Regions from separate parts of the Homo sapiens genome. Here all the other regions are linked to region 3. A link is a loop called in an ENCODE intact Hi-C map of the cell type or tissue named here. Cell type or tissue: endothelial cell of umbilical vein. All regions are shown on one strand.

Region 1 (2,500 bases), 140 kb after region 3:
GCTGGGATTAAAGGCGTGAGCCACCGCACCCAGCCTAAATGGCAGGTTTCTAAAGACACACTTAAAAGTCAGTCCAAAGCTTTTCTAAAAATATGATAACCCAGGTCCACAGACGCAAGAGAATGACAACAAATGAATCCCTCATGAAACCTTTTGCCAATTTAGAGATCCCCAGGAATATAAAACCCACAAACACTGTTTCATCAGTAATAGTAACATGCTTCTCCCTTTTAGCCTCTAGCTTATTCACTGCACCATCATATTTCACAAACCATGATTTAGAATTTGGATTGTAAACTCAGGCCAGGCACAGTGGCACATGCCTGTAATCCTAGCACTTTGGAGGCCAAGGTGGGCAGATCGCTTGAGTTCAGGAGTTCAAAGATCAGCCTAAGCAATATGGTGAGACCTGTCTCTACTAAAAATGTAAAAAATTAGCTGGGTGTCGTAGTACACACCTATGGTCCCAGCTATTCAGAAGGCTGAGGTGGGAGGATGGCTTGACCCTGTCTCAAAAAAAAAGCTTGGATTAATATTGAAATATTGAATCTAATGAAATATTCAACATACCATGAGAGAATGGTAACAATGCATCTTTGCCTAGAAAGAATGCATGTAACAGAGCCGCACAGGGCAAATGCACTATCAAAGGCTCAATCCTTCAATTAACTTGAAATGGGCCATAGTGAATGTGTTTTCTGAGTTATAACAGCACTTTCATTTTCAAGAACAGTCTGTATGTAGTCTAACCTAGTTAATAAATACAGGATTATGTAACTTGGTAATTAACCAGGTTTCCAACTCACATCTTCAATTCAGAATGTCAAATACTGACAAAAAAAAACATAGCAATAAGACACTTTCAAGAGAGTTGATGAGCCACTTATTTTTGACAATATTTAATAATGAAACCTCAAAACAAGAAAATGAAGGAAATTCACAGCTTGATATGATGGAATCAAATAGTCAAAACTAAGCAATCTAGGGAAAAAATTAGCCTTTAAATTAGCAATTAAGAAAGATAAATTTTTCTTCTGTTAAGCCCTTTTAGTCTAAAAAGAAAAAAAAACCTCTTAGAGACAAAAATTACATTAGCTTCCACAATATAGTTCCATCCCTCCTTTTAATAAAATGGGAACATGAAAAAAATGACAGACATTTTAAAAATCACTTCACACTACTCATACAATATTGTTCAAAATGAGCAAATGTTACAAGTATTTAGAACATCCGAAGTTGCCCTGTGAACTGTATTTACATTACATGCATTACTCCAAACTTACAGCTGGTAAAAAAAAAAAACCACAAATTAAATCCCAATCAAAAAGAGGGGTTGATCGATGACAGCCCATCAACAAGTAAGTGGAAATACATGCTAATTTCAAGCTCCATTAGAAATGGAGTTGTGGCATACTTCCACATGGAGAAAAATAAGTTTGATAGTTATAAAAAAAAACTAAAGAAAATAATGAACATTTAAGGCTCTAACAGAGAAAGGGCAATGTTGACATTTTATTTTTGAAGTGTGGTTCTTTGCACACTTGGAACTTTCAATAATGGATAATTCAGTATAGTGCTCTCACAAGTGAGCAAACAGCATGAGACAAGGCAAGTCACGCTGGACTAATTCCCCACACTGTTCAGTCCATTCAATCCAGGCCCACAACATGTGGGGGACAGGGCAGATCACCAAGCAGTACATGTAATATCTTCAAGGTCTGGAAGCAGGCATACTGGTACCCAGGCAAGTTTCAGAAAGTGCTGCTCTATGAGACTCTTCCAGATGTGTTTTAACTTTTTCCTTACAGAAAACAGAAGCTGCTAATAAGACTTAAATCCTCCAACATGCATAGAATAATAACCTAAATTTCTTTAGGACTTCAAAGTGGGCCAGGCGCAGTGGGTCACGCCTGTAATCTCAGCTCTTTGGGAGGCCAAGGCAGGTGGATCACTTGAGCTCAGGAGTTTGAGACCAGCCTGGGAAACACGGTGAAACTCTGTCTCTACAGAAAACACAAAAATTAGCCAGGCATTGTGGCAGGCGCCTGTAGTCCCAGCTCCATAGGAGGCTGCGGTGAGGGGATCACTTTCAACCCGGGAGGTCAAGGCTGCAGTGAGGTGTGATTGCACCACTGCACTCCAGCCTGGATGACTGAGTGAGACCCTGTATCAACAACAACAAAAAGACCTCAAAGTGTGTGGTTTTGGTCACTTGAGAAAAAAATGATTTGGGCAGAGAAGGTAGAAAGAATAATTGGGTTCATGTTTTTCACTACTTATTTATTATCTCCATATAGAAGGCCAAACTCACCCCCAAAATTTTTTTGAGTAAATTTTTTTACCTGTTCATTTTTCCACCTTTTATGCACAATAAAATTCACTCTCTCGTATACCAATCTAAAAACAGCTGTGTGGGCCAGGTGAGTGGCTAAAGCCCGCAATCCCAGCACTTTAGGAGGCGGACGGATCATTTGAGGTCAGGAGTTCAAAACCAGCCTGG
Region 2 (2,500 bases), 55 kb after region 3:
GTTTATTCACAGATATGTACAACCATTACTACAGTCAATTTTAGAGCATTTTATCATCTCCTAAAGAAACCCAGTACCCTTGGGCCAGGCGCAGTGGCTCGCGCCTGTAATCCCAGCACTTTGAGAGGCCGAGGAGGGTGGATCACCTGAGGCCAGGAGTTCAAGACCAGCCTGGCCAAGATGGTGAAACCCTGTCTCTAAAAGTATGAAAATTAGACCCTGTCTCTAAAAGTATGAAAATTAGCCGGGCGTGGTGGTGGGCGCTTGTAATCCCAGCTACTTGGGAGGCTGAGGCAGGAGAATCGCTTGAACCTAGGGGGCGGAGGTTGCAGTGAGCCGTGATCGCGCCACTTCACTCCAGCCTGGGCCAGACAGCGAGAATCTGTCTCAAAAAAACAAAAAACAAAAAAACAAAAAAAACCTGTACCCTTTAGCTATCATTCCCTGACCCTATATCTATATGTGAATATTTAAGTGCTAAACTGTTAAGTACCCAGGACATGGCAATCAAGTACCCAGGACATGGCAATCATACTCGGTTATAAGCTTAAAAGCTCTAAATTTGTTGTCCTTTTCTTAACAGTAATTTAGTAGAAATTCAGTCTAAATTTGCTCCTTATGCCTCAAGGATCACAGTTTTATCCATTCTCTTCCACAAGACTCTTCAGATAATTCCTGTTTATGAAAAGGGGGACCAAGGCAATCAAAACTCTGAAGTATGTCCCTCTCACACACAAATGCATGCTGCTTCGCACCTACCAACAATTAAATGAAAATAAAGACAAAGCCTGTAAACACATTTTAAAATGTCTTAGTCGATACTATCTACGTGACAAACAGTAACCACCCTCATTCTATAGCATGTGACTTTCTTGTGTTTAGAAAGGTAGAATCAGGCTCCAATTCCAACTTTGCTGAACAGGGCCTTAAAGAATGTTAGACACTTTCTTCCTCCACCCACATTAAATATACACCCCCTAAAACTGTTGATTCACCGGATTCTCAGCTGCCAAAGAAAGTAGACTAGCTTAGTGTTTGACATTTCCTTTTGGCAGTCATTAGTCCTTAATGTGTCACTGTCTAGAGGCTAAACCGAATAGTTTTATTCATTTCTACTTTAGCAGCTCATTTTCGTGGGCCTAAGAAAATGTATCAAAGGCTAAATCCACCCTAGAAGAAAGTTGCCAATCTAAGATTTTATGACACAAAAATAACAATATGATCAAAACATCTCTTTCCACAAGCCCCGTATTGCTCAAGTCTGATTCAGTCCTGGCTCCTTCGGCAGTAACTTTATACACAGGAGCAAATTAAAGGGAGAAAAACAAACATTTCAAACACCTAGGACAATGTCAGTGAGCCACCTACTAATGGGGAAAGAAGACTGCTTCTAGCCAGTTATGCTTATTAAATAGTTTTTCATTCCCACCAAGCCAAGAGGTTTGCTGTCTCCTGCACACTAATTAATTTTTGACTCTAAATCTTTGTTTTAACCTTAGCCCACTCCCCAGAGCCAATGAATGCCAATCTTTTCTTTCTTTGTATATCCTACTTACTATACATAATTCTATACTTGCTCTAGTGCTTTATAATAATAAAATAATAGGTAATTTTTTAAAATCTCCATTACTAGCATTATCTAAGCCAGATCTTCTCAATTCTTACTTTCGTCCCCTAAAAAAGAACACCAAAGAAAAGGAAAGAGACAGACAATGGTAGATTTAGAGTCAAACAAAGCTCCCTATGTCTTTTAACAACCAACAACCAAAGTGAGGAATCTAAAATTATACTGGCCAACAAAATAGTGTTACAGCCACCTAAAATTGTGTTGAGGCAAATTCTCAAGCATAGGAAACCTGAAGACAGCAAGCTAACCCCTCCACCAAAAAACACCTGATTACTGCCATTTATTAAATTCAATTCAATCAAAGTCTAGTGAACAATGTAAACATCACTACTAAATTATATAAAAGTCAAGCAGCTAAGAGACAAAAGGTTTCGTACTATACAAGACAGAACTTTAAAAATATGACTCTGGGGCCAGGTGCGGTGGCTTGTGTCTATAATCCCAGCACTTGGGCATGCCGAGGCAGGTGGATCGCTTGAGTCCAGGAATGTGAGACCAGCCTGAGCAACACAGCAAAACCCCATCTCTACTTTTATTTTTAAAATTTTAAAAATTTTTAAATTTTTAAAATGCTCTGCCTATGGAGTGGCCATTCTTTATTCCTTTGCTTTCCACAAACTTGCTTCCACTTTGGTTTAAAAAGAAAAATTAAATTACTTGGGGAAGGGCCAAGTCTCCAAAAAAAGCCTTAAGAATTGCACAATGGAATGCCTAGATGAATAGGCAATGATCACTTTTGACCTTCTAAAAAAAGTGCTTACTTTTAATTTAGCCAAGAAAATTCTGCACTGTTCAGTAACTACAGTAGACTCCTTTTGGGGGAATCCAGAAACCCAAATTGAATACAGTGACAAAGGGTTTTACTTCAAGGAC
Region 3 (2,500 bases):
TGTGACCAGCCTGGGCTACATAGCAAGACCCCATCTCTATACATTAAAAAATTTTTCATTGGCTGGGTGTGGTGGCACGCACCTATAGTCCCAGCTAATTGGAAGGCTGAGTTGGGAGAATAGCTTGAGCCCAGAAGGTCGAGGCTGCAGCAAGCCATGACTGCAAGACCATGTCCCAAAAAAAGAAAGAGGCTGGGTGTGGTGGCTCATGCTTGTAATACCAGCAGTTTGGGAGGCCGAGGTGGGCGGACTGCTTGAGGCCAGGAGTTGGGAGACCCACCCCTGGCCACATAGTGAAACCTCACCTCTACTAAAAATACAAAAATTGGCCCAGCGTGGTGGCACGCCCCTGTAATCCCAGCTGCTTGGGAGGCTGAGGCATGAGAATTGCTTGAACTCAGGAGGTGGAGGTTGAAGTGAGCTGAGATGGCGCCACTGCACTCCAGCCTGGACAACAGAGCGAGACTCTCTCAAAAAAGAGAAAAGAGAAAAGAGGGGAGGGGAGGGGAGCGGAAGAGAAGAGAAGAGAAAAGAAAAACACTTGGAGCAGTTAACTTCCACAGAGAACCCAGCAGAGCCAAGACTTCGTAGAACAGTGAGAAGTATCTCTGGATTTGTTAGGAGAATAAATTATTATCTTTCCTACCACAGTTACTTGTATTAACAACTAAAATGTCTCTGATTCCCACTATTCGAAGAGGTAGGCTAAGACTGACACCACAACCACTAGTTTGAGATCAGGCAGCCCTCTTTTGTACCATCTGTGCCTACTGTGTGGAAGTTTGGACCTTGCGGAAGAGCAGGTTTCAGAAAACATTTAAACAATCGGCCTTGGGTTTTGCTGGTTTCAGGAAAACCCAAGCTCAAATCTGAGCTGTTGAGGAAATGACTCACAGCCCCCCTGTGTCAGATCAACAGATTAGACATCTGTACATGACAGACAACTTTTTCAGTCTTTTAGGAAGGCTCTACCTTTACTCCACGATGGATGATCTTTACTTACATAAAATTTGTTAAATGAAGTTTCATTTAGGAAAAAATCCCATTATGACTTTATTTCAATCCTGCTCCTTCTGTAACCATAATGACTATTTTTCTCTATTATACATAGATTTATGATTTACTGAAGTCGAACACAAGTTGTTTCCCACTTCCTTAACTGCTCCTGGCTTCCTATTTGGCTGAGTTCCTCTTATCCTGGAATGTTTGTAGGAAGACAAGATAAGATTTCTTTTTGTTCTTGATAATAAATTAATGACTGACTCTCATAACAGTTTATACCTGTTGTAGGAGTAAGCAAGTGAGAAGAGATGTGGGACAGGGAGCTTTTAAGTCTAAATAATGACCCACCAACGCAGCAGCAGCCCAAAGGAACAGAGTTCAAAACATTCATCTCTTCCCCTGTGCCCCTGGGCCAAGCTAGCACCCGAGTTTTCTTCTTTAAAATGATCTGAATGTCTAAAAGTCAAAAATAACAATAAAATCAAAAACTCAACTTTTACAAACTTGTCGTACATAAAGTAAAAGTCCCAAATGCAGGTCATAACATTTCAGAGGCACTCAATAAGTTTTTAACAACTACTTCCAAACCCACAGGGGAAATGATGATAAGCCCCTACCTTTCCAATTTCCAGGGAAAGGTGTTGGTGATCTTATTAGGAGAAATAAGATATCTTACAATACTGAAAAATGAAGTATGCATGGATAATAGAAAAATTCTACAACTAGATTGTGGTGATGGGTGCACAGTTCTGTAAACTTACCAAAATCTGAATTGTACACTTAAAATGGTTAATTTTATGGTATACAGATTATGCTTTAATAATGCTTTTTCAATTTTTAATGCAGAGCTAGGCAGGTGAAAAATTAAGAGAAATTGTCAGAGGCTAGAAAAGAGAAAGGAGAACTTCAGAGAAGTAAGCAATCAGCCAAAACAGTGTTTCCTCTGGTGGGTGGTGGGGGGTTTTGCAGGGAGGCACCATTTCATGATGAGAACTTGGGTTTTAATGGGCCAAGGCCAGGGTCCTCTCAAGGTAGATGACTCAGATCAGAGACTGCGCAGAGCTGGAACAGGCAAAAGGCAACAACCCTAGTAAGTGACCAACCCTAAGAGTGATCAAGAAAGTCACCATGGAAAGAGGGTATTTCTCAGTCTAAGCATTCGCTCAGGGAGGAAAAGAAGAAAAAGCCCCTATACCCCACTCCAAATTCTAATCAAAAGCTGGCAGAGGTTTAGGTATAGAAATTATGTTATGTATATGGTTCAGAAAACTTTTACATTTAAGAGGTTATGTATTAGTAGTACCTCTAAGCAGGTGGCAGAAGCAAATATAAATGAAAATTTTACCTCATGGAAGGTAAGCTAAACACAGGCTTCAAAGAATTCCCACAATAAAACTCCAGGAATGTGAACTCACAAATTAAAAAAACAAAAACAAAAACAAAAGTATACAAGGAAATGAGCCGTCTTGGGCAAGAATAAGCAAAACCACCACCTGTG

The links. Hi-C counts contacts between places; a loop is a spot of excess contacts. Peaks named below come from ENCODE experiments on the same cell type or tissue, not always from the same donor. Only the 100,000 strongest peaks of a DNase experiment are listed, where the experiment ranks them.
Region 1: a loop joins it to region 3, with 2.3 times the contacts of the local background. A loop is called at or near these places in 1 of 110 quality-filtered maps.
Region 2: it touches region 3 in a loop (2.5-fold over the local background); 1 of 110 quality-filtered maps calls a loop at or near these places.

The regions. Positions count from the first base shown.
Region 1 is chr5:138,761,444-138,763,943 of GRCh38, reverse strand. The region is part of intron 1 of CTNNA1 (catenin alpha 1); the gene reads right to left. Among named protein-coding and RNA genes, the nearest start is that of CTNNA1-AS1, 8.8 kb to the right of the region's middle. In endothelial cell of umbilical vein, no CTCF peak of the experiment used is centred here; no DNase peak of the experiment used is centred here; H3K27ac peaks cover 195 bases.
Region 2 is chr5:138,843,834-138,846,333 of GRCh38, reverse strand. The region is part of intron 7 of CTNNA1 (catenin alpha 1); the gene reads right to left. Among named protein-coding and RNA genes, the nearest start is that of LRRTM2, 30 kb to the left of the region's middle. In endothelial cell of umbilical vein, no CTCF peak of the experiment used is centred here; a DNase peak (open chromatin) is centred at 1,013; H3K27ac peaks cover 598 bases.
Region 3 is chr5:138,899,150-138,901,649 of GRCh38, reverse strand. The region is part of intron 9 of CTNNA1 (catenin alpha 1); the gene reads right to left. Among named protein-coding and RNA genes, the nearest start is that of LRRTM2, 25 kb to the right of the region's middle. In endothelial cell of umbilical vein, no CTCF peak of the experiment used is centred here; a DNase peak (open chromatin) is centred at 959; H3K27ac peaks cover 1,619 bases.